Regions from separate parts of the Homo sapiens genome. Here region 2 is linked to region 1. The links are chromatin contacts, found by Hi-C or POLR2A ChIA-PET in ENCODE. All regions are on one chromosome and are shown on one strand. The core of a region is the stretch at or near the end of the contact, and the rest is flanking DNA. Distances in the headings are between cores, read along the strand shown. Region 1 has its middle 110 kb from the start of TMEM164. Region 2 holds the start of AMMECR1 (AMMECR nuclear protein 1).

Region 1 (3,290 bases), core at 122-2,621:
AAGAGTGTGATTTATGCAGTGTTTCCTTAGAACCCAATGTTTCCAGTTATAATTGTATCTGAGCAATCTGAGTCTAGTGGCCTCCCTTGTTAATCTCTTAGGTGGCAGCACCAATGGGGTTGAGAAGACAGGTCCGGATGATTGTGAGAATAGTTCCACAGCCTCCTTGCCTGTCACTGAGTGCACAGGGCACAGAGTACAAGCATTGCTTCCTAGTGGCTACTAGGTGGCCTCTAGCATCCCCAGCCTCGGGGACCATGTCAGCTCTGTCCAAGAGGATGGGCAGATTGTGTGAAGGTGTCAGGAGACTAGCAGAATGACATTTGGGAAAGATTTCTGAGTGCCAGATGGAAGGACATGGCTACAATAGGGCATGGCAGCAGAAGGAGACAGAGGGGAGCGTAGAGAGCCAGTGTGCTGTGTCAACCGGGGCTCAGAGAACCAAGGTGAATGGAATTAAGACAACTGAAGTGAAGCAGAAGGAGGCAAATCCAGAACAGAGGGACCCAATGCCCCCGTGGGGTTGTGTCATGTTGGTATTTCTCTGGAAAGACTGTGTCTAGTTAGTGCATGGGGCCAGGATGAGGAAAATAACAGTAAAGCATTCTGTACTTTTCTAGGCTGTCTCAGTCCTATGTAAAGGTGGTGGGGGATTTGCCCTGAAAGGTGTTCTGCAAGCCCCCCTCTCAGGATAACTATATTTGCGTGGTCAGCCTGGTACCCTGAATTATTATTGTTATTTTTAATTACAAACATGTGCTTTGAATCATTAACACAAGAGAGGTCTTGTGGAAGCCAAGACTGGCTGTGCAGCCGCGGATGAAGCCTGCTTTGCAGCAGAGGGCAGCATCCACTGGTTATAGTTCATTCCTGACCTGAACAAGCCTAGTGAAAACTTTAGGGAGATTGAACAGGGGAGGAGGATGTGGTCTGGAAAATGGGAAGGGGGTGGATTTCCTCATGTTTCATCTTCTCTTGCAATGTCATGGTGTATCTGGGGACTCGGTTGTTACTGAGCACTTCTCTCCATTGAGTACAGTAAAAAGTCATAGAGGAACCAAAGAAGCTGACAAGGACTTTGAGGGATTTTTGTTGTTGTTGTTTAATCCCCAAGGAACCTTGGATAAAAGAATGATTACTTTTGCAGGAAAAGTAGCTACTAGGATTGTTTGTGGTGTGGATTTCTTTTTTGTGACATGTAAAAACACTGGTTTTAATCTAGTTTTAACACCCTGAAAATGGTTTATCTCAATATGTGCTCATCTTCCTTCCCCTTTCCAAGGGGGCCCTCCTCAAGTTCCCCTATCAGTAGCTGTCTCACTTCCTCTTAAAAGTCCCCACCCAGTAGCTGCCACATTTCACTTTGGGAAGAGGAGTAACTAAGAATGGGTAAGCTGGCTCAGAGCTTCCTTGCCCTCCTTGTCAGGGGCTCAAATTGATCTGGATCCCCTCTCCCCAAGGTTATCCAGTAACATTACAGGGACCTGAGTGTCTGCAACTGAAGTGAACTCTTGGAGAAAGGCTTGTGTATGACTTGTACCCCTTTTGGCCCAAGAAAACTCAGACAAGTCTTAGCCACTTACTCATTGTAAGAAGCAGATACGGTGTTTGAACAGAGGTCTTTTGATTGCAAATTTAGCCCTCGCTTTATGACATTGGGAGGGTCTTCTGAATAATAGAAACTTGATTAATGCCCATTGAGAGGTCATGTATATGACACAGTGGTTAAAATCCCAGTGTCTGACAACTGATGTGTGTATGTGTGTGTGTGTGTGTGTGTGTGTGTGTGTGTGTGTGTTAAAGTATACATAACATAAAATGTACCATTCTAATCATTTCTGAGTATATAATTCAGTGGCATTAAGTCTATTCACAGTGCTGTACAATCACTACTATCTATTTCCAGAACATTGTCATCATCTCAAACAGAAACTCTGCACTGACAACTAGTTTTCAATTCAGGTTCTGCCACTTAGTAGCTGTGTAAACTTGTACAGAGTCCTTAATTTCTCAGGGCCTCAACTTCCTCATTTATAAGAAGAAGATAGTAATAGTACCTGCTTCATATGATTGATTGTGTGTATATAGTAATATTTATTCATATTAATGACTAATATCAATTGATTTGTTAATTGATGAATATTTATTCCGTATTTACTGAGTTTTTACTCTGTGTCAAGCACTATGCTTTAACTAGTGAGTGACAGGGTGAAGACTTAAACTCAGATTGGCTTGACCTTAGGGCTTGCATCTGTACTGCTTTTACTGTGAGGATTCAGTGAGATAAGGATGCTCAGTGCCTGCCACACAGCATTCCCTCAACCAATGCTAGCTAGTTATTTTAGTTATTTCTTTTTTTTAGAGATGCAGGTCTTCCCTCTGTTACCCAGGCTGACCTAGAACCCCTGGCCTCAAGTGATTCTCCCACCTCAGCCTCCCGAGCAACTGGGACTACAGGTGCAAGCCACTACTACACCCAGCTTAAATGCTATTTTATGGTTATCATTACTGCTGTCAAATTGAGTTTGAAACTCGTGCCTTAACTTCTCTGGTGACAGTAAGTTGCTCTCTCCTCCTGCACAGGGAATGTCACAAATAGCAATAAATTTTCCCTCCGTTTACGTAGGAAAAAGAGGTAGGCAGCCTCTCTGATGGATGTCTGACTAACCACATCTATTTGCCACCCAAGAACTGCCACCCTGGTCGGGTGTGGTGGCTCATGTTTGTAATCCCAGAACTTTGGGAAGCCAAGGCGGGCGGATCACTTGAGGTGAGGAGTTCGAGACCAGCCTGGTCAGTATGGTGAAACCCCATCTCTGCTAAAAATACAAAAAAATTAGCTGGGTGTGGTGGCGCATGCCTGTAGTCCCAGCTACCTGGGAGGCTGAGGAAGGAGAATGGTTTGAACCCGGGAGGTGAAGGTTGCAGTGAGCCGAGATCGTGCCACTGCACTCCAACCCGGGCAACAGAGCAAGACTCTGTCTCAAAAAAACAAACAAACAACAAAAAAAAAAGAAAAGAAAAGAAAAGAAAGAAAAGAAAAAAAAAAAAAAAAAGAAGAACTGACACCCTAGCTGCATGGCTGGAGGATATCCATCTCTTTCTCCATTTTTCGCCCCTTGTAGGCCAGGCGCCTGGCAGGGCAAGCAGTGACAAAGGCTATCTTCGAAGGGTGAAGAAGAATGAAGGAAAAATCCCTTTTAGCCCCTGATTTCCATAGCTACTCTCACCTCCCCTCCTCTACCCACTACCAAGACCCCTGCCTCCCCTGCAGGCAGTAGATAACAGTG
Region 2 (3,114 bases), core at 470-2,969, 430 kb before region 1:
TTTGGAATCAGACATGCCAGCATTCCAATCCTAGCTCTGTTACTTTCTAGGTGTGTGATGTTGGGCAAATTACTTCTGAGGTTTAATAGCCTCATCTGTTAATGAGTAACCTCAGAGCATTGTTGTGAAGATAAAACGAGATAGTATCTTATTCTGAAGGATTATGGGGTAGGACGAGGTATGGTATTGGAGACCTAAAAAGTGTTCAATACATACTATAATAGCTATTTATCTGATTATGTGCATGTATCTGACTTAATTCATAAACTCTTTTAGAGCGGGAGGCATACTTCCTGAGTACGCCCTGGATTTCAACAGAAGTATAGTGTTGTGCACATAGTATGGTGCAGAGGCTCAATATTACTGAATGAATAAATTGTTTTGTTTTTATTCCCTGAGTGGAATGAACAGCCCCCAGCTATCTGCAAGATCCCACGCATGTAGAAAAAAGGTGACAAAAATCAATCTGCAGTTTTTAAATATGCAGATACCTGACTTTATCTAGATGTTTTAGCATGGTGTAGATACAATGCAAATAACTTACGCTTTCTATTTCTATCACGTTCATTTCTACGAATTTTAACATTTGATTATTGTCATTATTTTTATTATTAAGCTGCACTTAGGCACCCAGAAAGGGACTGACTCATATGTCTCCTCATCCATCCAAGCATTTAATTGAGAAATTTTAAAAATGAATATTAAGAGCTAATTATATACTTGAACAAAATCTTTCAATTTGTGACTAAGTACATTACCTTCCCTATTTATCTCTAAGATCTGAGCACTACAGATAATATTCCTAATTGCTTTGTACCCAAGCCAAGAAATAAAAACCAAAACCAGAAAAGTCCACCACTGCAAGTCCCAAAGCACAATTAGTATCTTTGAACCAGTGAAGTATTAGTTAGGACTTTATTTTTGGCTTTTAAATGTTTAAACGGGGCAAGGAGGGTAAGTTGGGGGAACAAGTACAAGATACATAGATTCAGTCGGACTTGAATATTTCTCCATAAGGAAAGGAAAGAGTACCCTGGTGTGTGCTTAGGCTGGAATTAAAAAGACAGCAGCGTGGCCATTTCCTGGATTGCTTTGTACACACTTTACAGGGGCGGTCTCAGGTATGGAGCTCTGGGCACCTGCTCGCTCACACTCCAACAGTTCAGAAACCCGTGTATTTGAGGCCGGGTGGCTCAGGTTCCACGTAACTGGGCTTAAGTGTCATTAATACTGCTTGCGGCGGGGGGTTACTGAGCTGTGCTTTGGGACCTGGATGCTTACTTCGGACTTTCTCCTTTCTTCCCCCCTACCCCCACTAGTTTCCCTTTCCCTCCTTCCTTCCCGGGCGTGCCCACCTTCTCCCTTTGCTCCCACTTTCCGCTGTCTGACTCTTGTTTCCTTCACCTTCCTTTCTAATCGGCTTCCTGTCTTCCAACCTCTGCCGGCCGGAGAGATTGAGATTGGGGCTGGGGCTGGGGCTGCGGCTCAGAAGAGGCACGAGTCGGGCGGGACAGGCGCGAGGCGCCCAGCCGCGAAAGCGAGGAGCGCGCACCGAGGCGGGGGCGCGCGCGGGGCAGCCGCGTGGCTAGGCAGACGGGGCCGGGAGCGGCGCGCGCGCGCCCCGCCAGCCTCTGGCGCGCCCCCGGCGGCCTGAGCCGCAGCGTGCTCGCCCCCGCCGCCAGCTCGCCTCACTTATGGGTCGGAAACGCTGCGTGGGGGAGACTGTTCCAAGATGGCGGCGGGTTGCTGCGGGGTGAAGAAGCAGAAACTGTCCAGTTCGCCCCCCTCTGGCTCGGGTGGCGGTGGTGGCGCCTCCTCCTCCTCCCACTGCAGCGGAGAGAGCCAGTGCCGAGCTGGGGAGCTGGGACTAGGAGGCGCCGGTACGCGGCTCAACGGGCTGGGAGGTCTAACCGGAGGAGGTAGCGGCAGCGGCTGTACCCTCTCTCCCCCCCAGGGCTGCGGCGGCGGCGGCGGGGGGATCGCCCTGTCGCCACCTCCGAGCTGCGGAGTGGGGACCCTACTTTCTACCCCGGCCGCCGCCACCTCTTCCTCACCCTCCTCATCGTCCGCCGCCTCGTCCTCATCGCCGGGCTCCCGGAAGATGGTGGTGTCAGCAGAGATGTGCTGCTTTTGCTTCGATGTGCTCTACTGTCACCTGTATGGATACCAGCAGCCCCGGACCCCCCGATTCACCAACGAGCCCTAGTGAGTACCGTGCCCTCCGCCGCCCTCTCCCTTGCGCTCGGGATGGGGCTCAGAGTTGAGGCAAAGTGCGAGTCCGCCTCCCGGCCGGCGGATGCCCCTGCCCTCTCGCTGCCCGGGTCCCCGGAGCTACTCAACTGAACTAAGGGCACCCTGCGCTTTTTGCCCTCCGAGGCAGGCACCCCACACTTGGAGCAGGGTGCTGCTGCAAGGAATGGCCCCGTGGCTCCTAGAGGTGTTAGCTTTCTCTTTGCGATGACTTCGAGGAGTTTTGACTCCTTTACTTGTCTCCTTCACCACCCCCACCACCCCTCACCCTGCCCCGGTTTTGGAGATCTGGGTTACTCAAGGTGTTGACCTCTCCTCACTTTGGTTTCCATTACCCCAAGTGAAAGCCCCGCCAGTATTCCCGCCCCGCGTATCTTGCACATGGAGAACTACTATCCCATTGCAGGATGAAAAATAGCAACTATCCAACTTCTGTTAGTGATGGAACTTAGCTCTGGAGCTTGTGAGGTTACCCATCTTCTCCTCTGGGTTTTCTTGTGCCCTGGGAAGGGGGGAGGTTTCTTAAAACACATTTTTCCCTTACTACTTATTTTTATCCAAATACACCCATTAAAATGTGTTTCTCGTGTAGCGAGCGCACTGCCGGCTTCCTCACATTTGAAGAGTGCGACCTTTTTTTTTTTTTTTTCCATTCCACCGTCTGGATAATAGCTCATTCAAAGAGAACTGTCCCCACAGAGCCACGGTCAGTTTGTACATTAAGCGTGCATTCGCTTTTGTGTCGATTTCACTTTTTAAGAAATCCATGTTATACTTGATGATTTGAGAACAGTTAAATAGTAAATGTGTAGGAATTGTTATGGTTTCCTTTGGTTTTGTATCTTAAATTATTTTACCCTTCAA

The links. Hi-C counts contacts between places; a loop is a spot of excess contacts on that map. ChIA-PET counts read pairs that join two places held with the same protein, here RNA polymerase II (POLR2A). Pooled maps may share reads with other maps.
Region 2: a loop to region 1 is called in a map with no recorded cell type, with 2.7 times the contacts of the local background. The contact joins the promoter of AMMECR1 here to the enhancer-like site in region 1. A Hi-C loop is called at or near these places in 1 of 37 single-sample maps with no recorded cell type and 2 of 50 pooled maps. POLR2A ChIA-PET finds 5 or more read pairs at or near these places in 1 of 52 experiments (WTC11).

Annotation. Positions count from the first base shown.
Region 1 is chrX:109,887,417-109,890,706 of GRCh38, reverse strand. No RefSeq gene overlaps it. Among named protein-coding and RNA genes, the nearest start is that of TMEM164, 110 kb to the left of the region's middle. Within about 2 kb of position 1,371, at least 3 of the 41 ENCODE cell types and tissues checked have a DNase peak (open chromatin) inside an H3K27ac peak, as active enhancers do.
Region 2 is chrX:110,316,690-110,319,803 of GRCh38, reverse strand. AMMECR1 (AMMECR nuclear protein 1) reads left to right here and starts at 1,719. Exons shown (of 6, transcript NM_015365.3): 1 at 1,719-2,205. The coding sequence starts at 1,733. LOC105373312 (a long non-coding RNA gene) reads right to left here and starts at 1,552. Exons shown (of 4, transcript XR_938504.3): 1 at 1,356-1,552. RefSeq lists silencers at 1,537-1,686, 1,419-1,753, 1,947-2,006, 2,051-2,206 and an enhancer at 1,727-1,856.